Linked DNA regions of Mus musculus: region 1 is linked to region 2. Evidence: chromatin contacts called from ENCODE Hi-C or POLR2A ChIA-PET data. All regions are on one chromosome and are shown on one strand. The core of a region is the stretch at or near the end of the contact, and the rest is flanking DNA. Distances in the headings are between cores, read along the strand shown.

The links. Hi-C counts contacts between places; a loop is a spot of excess contacts on that map. ChIA-PET counts read pairs that join two places held with the same protein, here RNA polymerase II (POLR2A).
Region 1: a loop to region 2 is called in a map of Patski, with 2.8 times the contacts of the local background. The contact joins the promoter of Cdc7 here to the promoter of Hfm1 in region 2. A Hi-C loop is called at or near these places in 2 of 37 maps with a recorded cell type or tissue (Patski and v-Abl transformed pro-B cells). POLR2A ChIA-PET finds 5 or more read pairs at or near these places in 3 of 5 experiments (Patski and embryonic stem cell).

The regions. Positions count from the first base shown.
Region 1 is chr5:106,960,445-106,966,261 of GRCm38, reverse strand. It overlaps Cdc7 (cell division cycle 7 (S. cerevisiae)), which reads right to left and starts at 1,940. Exons shown (of 12, transcript NM_009863.3): 1 at 1,837-1,940; 2 at 1,148-1,329. The coding sequence starts at 1,244.
Region 2 is chr5:106,923,113-106,929,559 of GRCm38, reverse strand. Hfm1 (HFM1, ATP-dependent DNA helicase homolog) reads left to right here and starts at 3,670. Exons shown (of 40, transcript NM_177873.3): 1 at 3,670-3,791; 2 at 4,628-4,729.

The sequences.
Region 1 (5,817 bases), core at 691-3,190, 38 kb before region 2:
TGCTAATTAAAAAGAAAAGCCATACTGAAAAACAGGCTATTGTTTTTTAAAAATTAAAAAGGAAAACTAGGTAACAGCAGTGTTTCGAGATGAATCTAACGGCATAGGAGGACACCAACCAGGACAAGCAGCAGCAGCATATACAGCGCAAACAAGCCGGAGAGTGGGAGGACTGCACCCAGGGGGAGCACGGGGAAGGGAGAAGGGGACTCCCAAGTTTTTAAGTTCTGAAGTAACTGTGTTGTTCATCACCAGGAAGAGGACCATTGTTCTAACAACAACGGACAGTTTGGTTTTAGCCAGAATTCAAAAATATGTGATGTTATGCTTTTTTAAATGGGGTTAAAGCTTTTGGGGGGGGGTATATAAATTGTGTATCATAAATTAAAAGTCAAAATTAGTATCTTTTTGGATAAGTCTAAATTTTCTTAGGACAAAGATGGCTAGCTTTTAGGAAAGAATACAGTCAACTGGAATTTTGTTTACAAACATGTATGTTAAGTGAACACTACCACATGGGCACTGTGCACAGTGTTTCTTGGGGTGGGGCTGAGGCAGGGTTGAACTCCTGATCTCCACCTCCCCTTGGGTTTACAGACGTTTACCTCTATGTCCTGCTGAAAGTACACAATATGGGACTTTTCAGCCACCTTCTAAAACTAGAGTCTGCGGCTGAGCTACATTCCACTTTACGAAGAAAAAAGTATCCGTTACAAACATTCCACTTGTTTCTGCCTGTGAATTTTGTTTATGAATCCTTAATCCCTTCCCCACCAATTCCTAAAACCAAACTTTACACAGTAAGGCTACAGTGGGTGTGGAAGAAAAAAGTCAGGTGTCAACAAACATGCTTTCCTAAAAAGCCACTAATATTTGGACCCAACCGACGTCCTCTAAAATGAAAACTGGATTCCACACCTCTTAAAACGCGATCCAATCCTAAATCTAGACTTCATGATATTATGTTGACATGTGAAATTTAAACATACAACTCAGTTTACTAGTCAGGTGTGTGTGTGGTTTTTCTGTTTATTTCTGGGAGTGTAATTTAATTACATTTCTTTTTTCCCCTTTCCTCGAATTAGAAGATGCAGACTGGCTGCCCGTGCGACTTCAGAACCGTGTGACCGTGGCATTGAGCACATACCTGAAAGTTTAACACTCTGCTCATATTTTTTTAAAGAGTCATCAGCCGGACACCTGTCACTGCCACGAAGGGAAGAAAACGCCATTGGCTCCTCCATCTGAGTCCCCAAAGAGGCTTCCACTACGCACGACTGGGATGCAAAGAGCGGGCTACGGGGTCATGTGCACAGGCGAGAGCAGCAGCTGTGAAAATCACAACACGGTGAGAAGGGCGAAGTAGCTCACCCAAGCAGGCACGCACCAAACCACCTGCCCTTCAGGAGGTAGCACTAAAACCCGCACCATATGTCCAAATCCCAGCCGGAGCGGCGTCGCTGCCACTGGCCTGCGGCGAGCACTCCCGCGGGGGACAGGTGGAGCGGGCTGCAGCCGGCTAGGGATCCCCGGGAGGCTGCGGGGAAGGACTGCGGTTTGCCCGGGAGGAAGTCGCTCGCCAGGGCGTGACACTCCACTCGACTGGAGCCGACCGAGGGCAGCAGGGTGCCAACAGAAGGATAAATGAATGAATGGGCCGCCCTGGGCGAGTGCGTAGGGCGGACTGTCCGCCAGTGCCAACGGGAAGCTCAGTGCGCAGGCGCACCTCTTCCCGCCGCGGGATGCCCGCAGGGCGACACGACCTAAGTCACGATCAAGAACTCGTCCCCGGTCCCTCACCGTCCACGGCAGGGGGGAAAACTGTCAGAAACTCACGGTTCACAGAAGTTAGGACGTCCGCGGTCGCTTCCCTCAGGAGCGTCCCACTGAGCCGGGCCGCCAGGCGCGCATGCGCGATTCTTCCCGCGCTGCTTTGAATTGCTCATGCGCATTCCGAAGCCCTCGGCGCCTGCGCAAGAGGCGTGGTTTTTCAAGGCGGGGCGGTCGGAAAGGAAGAGTGCAGCAGAGAGGGCTCGGTGGTCCTTTGCTGAGTTAGCGAGCCCCAGGACTAAAAAGGCGCCCGGGATTCCTCGTCCCGTCGCCCGGTCCTTAGCGTTCTCTCTCGGCCTCACACTGTGGTCTCAACACGCTGGACACTTCTCGGGTAAAAGGCACTTGGTTGAGTCCGGTTTTACTTTTCTCAACGAAAAACAAAAAGTTTAACCACTGGTTCTTGAGGATCTTATAGTAGAGACCAGCTGCAATGTATGTTGATCATTTATTTAGTTGTGATATAAACCAGTTTTTAGGGACTGAGCGAATAACGGTGGTGAATAAGGCAGTCAAAAAGCTATCCCAATTTCGCGTCTTTTAGTAACCCACTAAGTCTATATTGCGTGGGTGTGGAGTGATCCACTGGATTATGCATCGGACTCTTAACACCGGTTGCATCTCCAAAAAGAATGATCCCTCCTGGCCTGGCAACTACGCTCTGCCAGGGCCTCAGTAAGGGACTGGGCCAGGAAATTCCCTACCCCATCAATGCTGGAATTTTGGCCCCTCTTGTTCAGGTAACCCCACTATCGAGAGTCATGCCATAGCCAGAACTTGACAACCCCAGCTCTGACATTCTTAGACGACAGTCCACCTCCACTAGAGCAGCCTAGCCCAGACCAGAGAGAGTGTCCAGCTATAGGCATGTTTATTCAATCAATAATTTTTACTAGCTCCTGGAATATCATAACTGTGATTTTCATGCTACAATCTGTTTACATGGTATACAGGTGTGTGTATGTGTGTAAATACATACATAGTAAAAGAATTTCTAAGGAGTTAGTATTATTACCATTCATTAGATTAGTTAACACAGTGAAAGACCACAAATATTTTTTTTACTTTAGCATTAATAGTGAAGAATTATAAGTAGTGTTTTCTGATAGTTCTTTTTTTTACAAGAAAGCCCCAATTTACCTTTTGCCCATGAAAAATACATTTACCTCATAATCTTCCACAAGGCACAGATGGAGAAAATATGACAAAACTCTATGCTGATTTTATTAGTCAGGGTTCTTTAAGGAACAGAATTGACAGAATGAGTATGCAGATGTGTGAATGTATGTATTTATGTGAATGTGTATATATGTGTATGTGCTATTTATCAGAGTGGCATGCATGCTGTGGTCCAGGTTGTCCAACAATGGAAAGGCAAAGAATCTGGTATCTTTGCTGGATGTCTCAGTAGTTCCAATCTGCTGCTGGTGTCCCAGGGAATTCCTAGAGAGCTTCTGACCTTCAGTTTGCTTCCAAAGGAGTGGTTCCAACACCAATGACAGCTCAGCATCAGGGTAAATGGACTTGCCAGTGAGAGCAAGGGGAGCAGGCAAAGAGCAAAGCTTCCTTCTCTTACTTCCGACTGTGTGGGCTGCCAGCAGCAGTGGTGGTCTAGATTCACGGTGGACCTTCTCATCTCAGATGATCGGGATTTACAGTGGATCTCCCACCTCAAACAAACAAACCTAGAAAAGTCCCTCATAGGAAGACCCACATGCTTGAGTTTCAGTTCATTCCAGATGCAGCTAAGCTGAGAACCAAGATTAGCCACCATACCCTTGTCCTTGTTAAAAGCATGGCTGCAGGGCTGAAGACATGGTTTAGCGTTTAAGAGCACTGGCTGCTCTTTCAAAGGACTAAGGTTTACATCCCAGTACCCACATGGCAGTTCACAACTGTCTGTAACTCCAGTTCCAGGTGACCTGACAGACCTCTATGGAGGCAGAACATCGATGTAAATACATTTTTAAAGTTTCTTTGTTTTAAAGCATGACTGGACAGTCAGTGAGTCTGATGATAAGAAGGAAGGGAAGAAACTAGGAATGATGGTTATGTTGTAATTTCAGCACTTGGGAAGATGAGACAGGAGGATCATCACAAGTTTGAAGGCAATCTCGGCTACATTAGAGAGACCTTAGTTCAAAAGCTAAAAAAAATAAAAGTGTAAAGGTAAGGGAGAGCTGTCATAGGTGTGAGGCAGTGGTGGAGCTCTTCACGCTCCTCAACTTCAAGGCCCCGAGTTCACTCCCTAGTACCACCACTATGAACACACACACACTCACATACATTCACATACACTGCACACACTCAACACATAGACAGTTTATCCCCAGATATCATTCAATGCTAGAAATACCTCTCTGACTCTTCCTCCAAAGCAAGAACTTTGTTTTCAGAGATATAGGGAGCCAGTGGGGAATCAAGGTCTTCTCAAAGAGCTTGAGTTATATACTTTGTCTGTGAGTGTATGCACACATGTGTGTAGGAGGGTGCATGTGTATCTGTGTGCATGTGGGTAGAAGCAAGAGGATATCCTCAGGTTTCATCATTTCTCAGGTGCTGTCTATCTTTTGTTTTGTTGAGACAGGGTCTTTCTTTGACTTCGAACTCTCCAACTAGGCTAGGCAGGCTGGCCAGCTTTCTATAAGTTCCACCCACTTCTGCCTTCCTGTTATTGGGATCACAAGATCACACACAAACCCCACTTTAAAAATATGGTTTTTTGGCCTCCAATTCAGGTTCTCACTCTTCTAGGTCAAGGGCTTTACCAGTGCATCGAACTCTCCAGCCCAAGCTATACACTTCAAGAATATAGAGCTCCCATCTCTCATGGTCATTGCATAGGTAAGGAAGTAATGTGGGGACCAACTATCAAAAGAGAAAACAGAGACCCGCAAACGAGAATCGTTAGTGCCTTCTTAGAAACAACATAAAAGAGAGCATCTCAAATATCAGCCTTAAAATTAGAACAGAAGCCAATATACATTCTGGTATTTGATCCTAGAAAGAGACAAAGATCTTCTAAACACTCTTCTATCTGACAGAAATCATGTCTCCCAGATGGTGTTAGGCTTCAGTAATCAGAATTTCTGGCCCTGTGAATCACATCTGGAACTTGTCAAAGCAAGTTAACTTTACAAGACAGCTCCTTGTGGCAGCACCTCTGGCCAGGGTGCTCCTTCTGTCGAATTCCCACTGTCCTTTCCCCTTGAATAGTCACCGTGATTATAAAAATGAGGGGAACATTCCCTTAAACCTCAGGTTGTGCTTGGGGGAAAAGTGGGGGAAGATAACAAGGTTGCCATGATAATCACTAACAATCAGCATTCCAAATGTTCTTCTCTCTTAAGCAAACCTTGAGTGAGCAGTTACGGAAATGAATGTGGCTATCTTGTTATATTTGCTCTTCTACAGTAAGAGATTAGGAAATTCTTTTAACAAACGTAGCAAAAGGACTATTCAGTTGCAAGGCCTGCAAATCTGTTGTTAAATTCTACAAGAATCCAGAGTCCAAGACTGTTTGACTAGACCCTTCAGTCCCAGCATGGCTGCAGTCAGTAACTCATCAGAATGTTACCTCTGCCTGTTACGAATCAAGAAGTATGCCTTAGTTCACAGCTCTTTCTACTGTAGTGTTCTAGCAAGCCCCATTGGCGGATACTGAAACATAGGGAGACAATTTGTGACAAGTCAGGCCCAGGAGGGTGCACCCCATGTGTTCCAAGAAAACACCTGGCAATGTGAGAAGGGAACAGGATGTAACCAGGCTCCAGCTCTGTGGTTCATGTTTATTCAATAGTGTCAAAGCCCTCAAGGTCATATGGATCCTAACATGGACACACCCAAGGTAAAGGGGTAGGAGATCCTAGGTGGATTCTTTTTAGCCCAAGGCCAGTAGTCTTTTAACAGCAAGTGCTAGTAATAATAGAGCCAGGAAATAGGATGCTGTAGACTTGTGGCATCCAGGGAGGTGAACTTAGTCTTTGT
Region 2 (6,447 bases), core at 2,421-4,920:
GAAAGCATTTATTTGGGAGTATGCTTATTGCTTCAGAGAGTTAGTCCACCATCACTTCATCAGGGAGCATGGTGGCATGTAGACAGAAAGGCGTGGCATTGGAGCATTAGCTGAGAGCTTTACATCTTGATCCATAGGCAGCAGGCAGAGAAATGAGACCCCACGTAACCTCAGGCTTTTCCACCCTCTGCCCCAGTTCCTGAAATAAGAGACTTAATTATTTGAGAATAAATTCCCAGATCATAGTCTTGGGTTTGTTCTCTGACTAGCTCCTAACTTAGTTAACCCATTTATTTTATTCTGAGTGACACATGGCTGGTTATCTCTTCCCAGTTTCATGCATCTGTCTCCTTGTCTGTCTCCTCAGACTTCGGGCAAGTCTTTCTTCCCAAAACTGACTGTATATCAGAGTTCTCTCTCTACTGGAACTCCCTCCTCCCACTTCCTGCCTCAGCTCATTGGCCAATCAGCTTTTCAATGATAGGTGATGCTTCCATACAGTACACAAGAGATTCTCTCTACAACCCTGGGCTGGTGTGAGCCTTTGAAACTTCAAAGCCCACCCCCTTACTCACACACCCTCAGGCCATGGCTTCTAATCCTTCCCAGTTTGTCAACTAAGGACTAAGAATGTAAATACAGGAGCCCATGGACGCCATTCTTATTCAAACCACCCCACAGCTGAAAATTAACTAGAACCTTCACACTTTCGACAGGCATATAAAATTATAAGGCCATCTTGGAAAACAGTGTAGAACTTTCTTAAACAGTGAAGCAAATACTACTGTAAATTATTTATTCTCTGTCTAATCATTCATTCTACTCCAATATACACATGAGGAAAATAAAGAGATATGGCCATATTAATACTTTATGTGGGGGCTGGGGGATGGCTCAGTAGGCACAGACTCCTGCCATCAAGTCTCAGACTCACGAGGGGGGAGGGGAAAACAGTCTCCCAAAAGCTCTTCTCCGACCTTCACAGCAGTGCAGTGGCATGAGAGTCCATCTCTCCCCACCTGATCATGCACAGAACAGATACATAGAAATGTTACAAATAAAGAACCTTCTATAGCTTTGTAAGTGAGTCTCTTATAATTGTTCTTATAATAATACATCCCTTATAATAATTCATAATAAGCCCAAATTGGAAACCTAAACACACTTCCAACAGTGAATGGACAAACACACTGCAGTGTATCCATCCCAGGACTGTAGTGGTCAACAGTAGAATGAATGGCGTAGAACATCTCTCGTCCAAAGGAATAAGATGCCAGTATACAAGACAATAGGGACAAAGCTGATAATCATGAGACTGAGTGAAAGAAACCAGATGCAAGATATAGATTCCATTGATCGAGAGTGCAAAGTACCCCTTACAGATAAGGAGCAGATCAGCCTTTGCCTGGGGCTGAGGGCAGACAGGGCAATTGACTAAAGGAAAGGAGGATGGGGGAGGGGGTGAAGGCAGGTGGGAGTGGGGGTGGGGTCCTGAAAATGTTCTGTGCTGTTTTCTATTACGGTGATAACTTCTTGAAAAAAATATACACACACACACACACACACAACTGTTAAGACTGATTGAGTTGTATATTTTAACTGGATACAGTTCAGGGTACATAAATTATTTATCCATAAATTTTATGATAAAAAAATTAGAAAGGCCTTGTTCACTACTTTTCCTGGCTGCAGTCTCTTCTTATTCAGCAGAGGTTTTGACCCTGACTCTGCATCTGCCTGCTGAAACTATGCGTATGAAAGCACAGCCAAAGAATAATTTATACTGCTCAAGAGTCCCTTAAAGATGGGAAAGGAGCCTTTTCTTCTCTGCATTATAGACTGCTAGATCTCCTTCCCCCACCCTGTGTTTTTAAATATTCTTTAAGCCTTAAGCCCCCTAGCTTTCCTATTTCCCTGTGCTAATTGTCCTTATAGCATGACTCACCCAAAATGGAAGGTATTACCTGCTGAGTTTTGCTCCAGGGAAGCAGCAAGAGGAGCAGATGGGTAATGCGGATCCCCTGGCTCTGCCCAGGTCTACTCTTTCCTTTTATTATTTTATGTGCATGGGCTTTCTGCCTACATCTGTGCATCGTGTGCAGAGGTCAGAAAAGGGCACAGGATTCTCTTGAAGTGGAGCCACAGACAGTTGTGAGCCATCCCAGGGGTGCTGGGAATCAAACAGGCTCTCTGGAAGAGCAGTTAGTGCTCCTAACTACGGAGCCATCTCTCCAGGTCCTAATTTTTAAATCTTAAGAAAATTAACTATTATAGAACTCACAGTATAATAAACAAGTTCAAATTAGTTCCTTGGCTTAAGATTTTACTCTATTTCAGAACCTAGAAATTAGGATGTAAAATTTGCCAGAAGGGAGCTGTTTATAAGTGAGACCTAAACATTAGTTTTGTGGTTTGAAGGGGTTATTCAGCTCTGCCTCTGCTCTGAGTACAGAGGTGAGCACGTGTAGGAGCGAGACTTCCCAGCAGCAGAGCTTAGTTCTCTCAGAGGCCAAGAAGCCAGGACCTGTGGTGTGCCCAGCAAGCTCTGTGGAAGGGAAAATTCAGAGCCTATCGTGGCTTGGGTGCTCACTTGTGGGAAATAAAACATTAACAAGCCTCAGAATTGCTCAGAGGCTGCTGTGTTTTATGCGATCTGCGCAGATGACTTGTATGGTGGGCAAAGCTGCCACTTGCGCGTTAAGTCAATAGAAAAAAAAAAGCACTTTGTATGTGTTTTTTTAAATATATACACGCTAATTAACAATAGATGCTTCAAATACAGCAGAGATCTGCTTGAAGTTTTTAAACATACACTTTTTCTAATCGTACTGTTAAACAACGAAACACAATGTCAATGTCTGCTTAAGGGAAATAGAGTGTAGAAAGAAGAGCTGGGGGCCAGGCATAGGCACGCTCTGGAAATAAATAATTGATATTTGGTATCAAATATTTACATCAGATGTATTTCCTGACCTCTCTGGATAGAATGTTTAAACTCAGTCTTGTAGCTCAACAGTGACCTAATGGGTGCCATTTTAAATTAGACACTTAGGTAGGAAGAAAATGGAGGTTCCAGGGCTGCGGCCTAGCTAATGCCTGGCAGTAGAGGACCCCCAAGGTAAGATATTTATTTAATGATTAGCGGTGCGCCCATCAAAACCAACCACACATCTCTGAAGGAAACAGTTGGGCTGGGAAGGGGACTGGGGGTTGCCGATCCATTCTTAGGCGTTTGACTAAGCCGGGCTTGGGGGGCGTTCGAAGGGTCGGTAAATCGGCGCTCGACTCAGCCCCCCTCCCCCCGGCAGGTGGCTGTGGCCTGGGCGGGACGCGCGCGCCTCGCGTGGGCGCGTGGGGGGCTCGGTGAGCGAGCAGTGGCGGGGCCGGGGAGAGGAGGGAGGTAGGGTGGGTGGGTAGGGAAGCGCGTGCGGGGAGGGAGGAGGTGGGGAAGGAGGCGCGTGACGGGGAGGGAAGTGCGAGGGATGGGGAGGGGATGCGTGGGGTATGGACCACCGGGCCGGGCAGCCGGGCGCCCTCAGCGGGCGAGCGAGCGAGCGAGCGGGCGTCTCCCACACATTCCCGTCAGGGAGCGCGGCCTGAGGCCTGAGGCGCACCGTGCGGTGCGGGGGTCGGAGGTGCGGCGGGGAAGGCGCGCATGCGCGTCGCCTCAGCCTCCCGCCCGGAGCGCGCCGGGCCGGTCTGTTCTCTAGTCCGCTGTCCTCCCCTCGCGCTCAGTTGTGGTGCGTGGTCGCTGGGCCTGGGTCTCTGCACCGGCGGATGATTTCTGACGGGTTGGTTGTTATGCGTGGACGTCTGCGCTTCTGACATAAGTACTAGTTTGTTTGAGACAGGTCCCCACTCTGTAGCCTAGGCTATCCCTGCCTAGCTTCATCTTCCACCTCCCAACTGTTGGGGTTGCTGTTGGGAGCCACTCGCCTTTAAGTATGTTTTCAGTTGCAAAAATTATAAGGAAACCGCTGTCCAGTACTTTTATACAACAAGTAAAAGATCATAGAGAATAAGATACTAAGGTTGTCAGAAATACAGAAAGGTGTGTGTTACTTCTACAAGCCACAAGCCATACAAAACAGGTCGCAGTGTGGACTCTAAAAATACTTGGGGCGATATCACTTACAGAATTTTGCACTATATTTCTGTATTACACGGTGAGACCTGTTTTGTGTGTGTGTGTGTGTGTGTGTGTGTGTGTGTGTGTGTGTGTGTGTATGTAGCCCAAGCTGACCTTGGCTGAGACTGGCCTTAAATTGATCCTCCTGCCTCCACCTTTCCAGGGCTGAACTATAAGCTTGTACCACTATGCGAGGCTCTGAAATAAGAACTTTGAGACAAATTTAGAATATCTAAACTTAAAACTTTAATTAAAAAGTTATCACCTTACATCAAAATGTAACGTTTATTTTAGGGATGGTTTTTTAAAAGTATTTATTTACATCATGAAAATTCCAAATTCACCATCTTTTAGAGTCCAGCTAGAAAAATAAAAAATTCAAACTTAACTGAGGGAAATCAGTTGACTAAAATTGCTTTATTTAGAATTATTTTATAAATTGATTGCTAGTGCACTCATTCCAAAATGAATTTTTATGGGTTATCTTCTCTATGCCAGGAACTGTTCCAGGTTATTGAAGCACATTAAGAAGAAGAAACAAACATCCCTTTTTTGCTTTCTAGGGAGAAAGATAAACTAAACACACAGTAACAATTACAGGTGAGTGTTTTTTAAAAAGCTAAGAATACAAGATGGAGAGATGCACAATTTTGGATAAAGAGTTTTCCCCCCATTGGAGTACATCAGAATTAAAATATATATGTGATGTTTTTATTCTGAACTAAAGTTATACCGACTATTATACTAAAACCAGAAAAATGTTCTTGCTACTGTGTGCATGGGAGGTCTTTTTGTACAGGGTAACATTTAAAATTAGTTTTAATTTGTTTCACTTTCTTTTAGAATGAAAAATTAGATCAGACATGTTAGTATTAAAATCATTTACATTCTGAGGTAGCAGAGCTCTAGAAACATGGTTTGATGCCTTTTACTTTATTAACCTTTTGTTGATTAAAATATAGTTCTGAATCTAGACAGGAAACATTTTACAACTTCTTGGACAACACGTACAATGTTGATTACTGTTTCCTTGTTTTAAAAAATTATTTATTTATTTATTTTATGTATATGAGTACACTGTAGCTGTCTTCAGACACACCAGAAGAGGGCATCGGATCCCATTACAGATGGTTGTGAGCCACTATGTGGTTGATGGGAATTGAACTCAGGTCCTCTGGAAGAGCAGTCAGTGCTCTAAACCTCTGAGCCATTTCTACAGCTCCCCCTCCCACATAACTGTTTTCAAATTCTGAAATTGTTTGCATAAATAGATGTAAAGATCTGCTAGTGTATTTCTGATTGATTCCCTTTTACTTTCTGCCCTACTTTTTATGGCTTCTGTTTATCAGTAGTCAAATTGTTTTACACATTTATAAACTATATTTACTTGTTTTAGTTTTTGCTGTTTCTTTTTGTTGGTGACTGGATGGTTAAGAAAGTGAGAACAACAGTACCAACTAACCAGACTCCCTCAGAGCCCCAGGGACTAAGCCACCAACCAAAGAGCATGCATGGGCTGGTCTGTGGCCCTGCTCCATATGTATCAGAGACTATCTTGTCAGGTATCAGTGGGAGGGGAGGCACCGGTCCTGTGGAGGCTTGATTCCCTAGAGAAGGAGTGGGATTGGGTGGCTGGGTGGGAGAGCTCACTCACAGAGGCTGAGAGGAGGAGGGATGGAGTGGGGTGCTCATGGAGGGGAGACTGGGAAATTAAGAAGGAAAGACATTGAGAAGAGAAAGATAAATAAATATGGGGTGGTAGACCAAATAACTAAAACAGTGAAAACCCACAATATTCTGGTTTATAAGAAGCACTCTGAAGTGGATGCAGGATTTAGCCTCTCTCCTGTGCGTTTATCAAGAGGTACTCTCGTTGTAGCCTTCCTACCCAGATCACTCCTGCATGTGTTTTTTGTCTTTATTAGAGAAGTCTCTAATACTGGTGACATATTCTAACTTGGTAATGGGCTTGTTGCCATGAGATGGTGCTCTTGTAATTGTTAAACTTTTAGTTTCTGTTCTGAGGACAAGTTTGCAGTGTATCATCTATCATATAAGAAATGGAAATGTTTGTGTTTTATGGTTTGTCCATCTAATTTCATTCTTTGGCCTAGAGAACACTTCATTATGCTTTAGAATTTAGAAAAATAAGATATATTTTGATGTGCAGTGGGGTTGGATAATTGAAATGAAAAAAGAGCAAGGTATGCTTTTAACCATGGTGATCCACACATTGCAGGATGAAGGATGGAGTAGAATTTGCTAGGTGAGGAAGAGAAGTATGTTCTAAGCTTTGGTACAATTTTAAGAGAAAGACC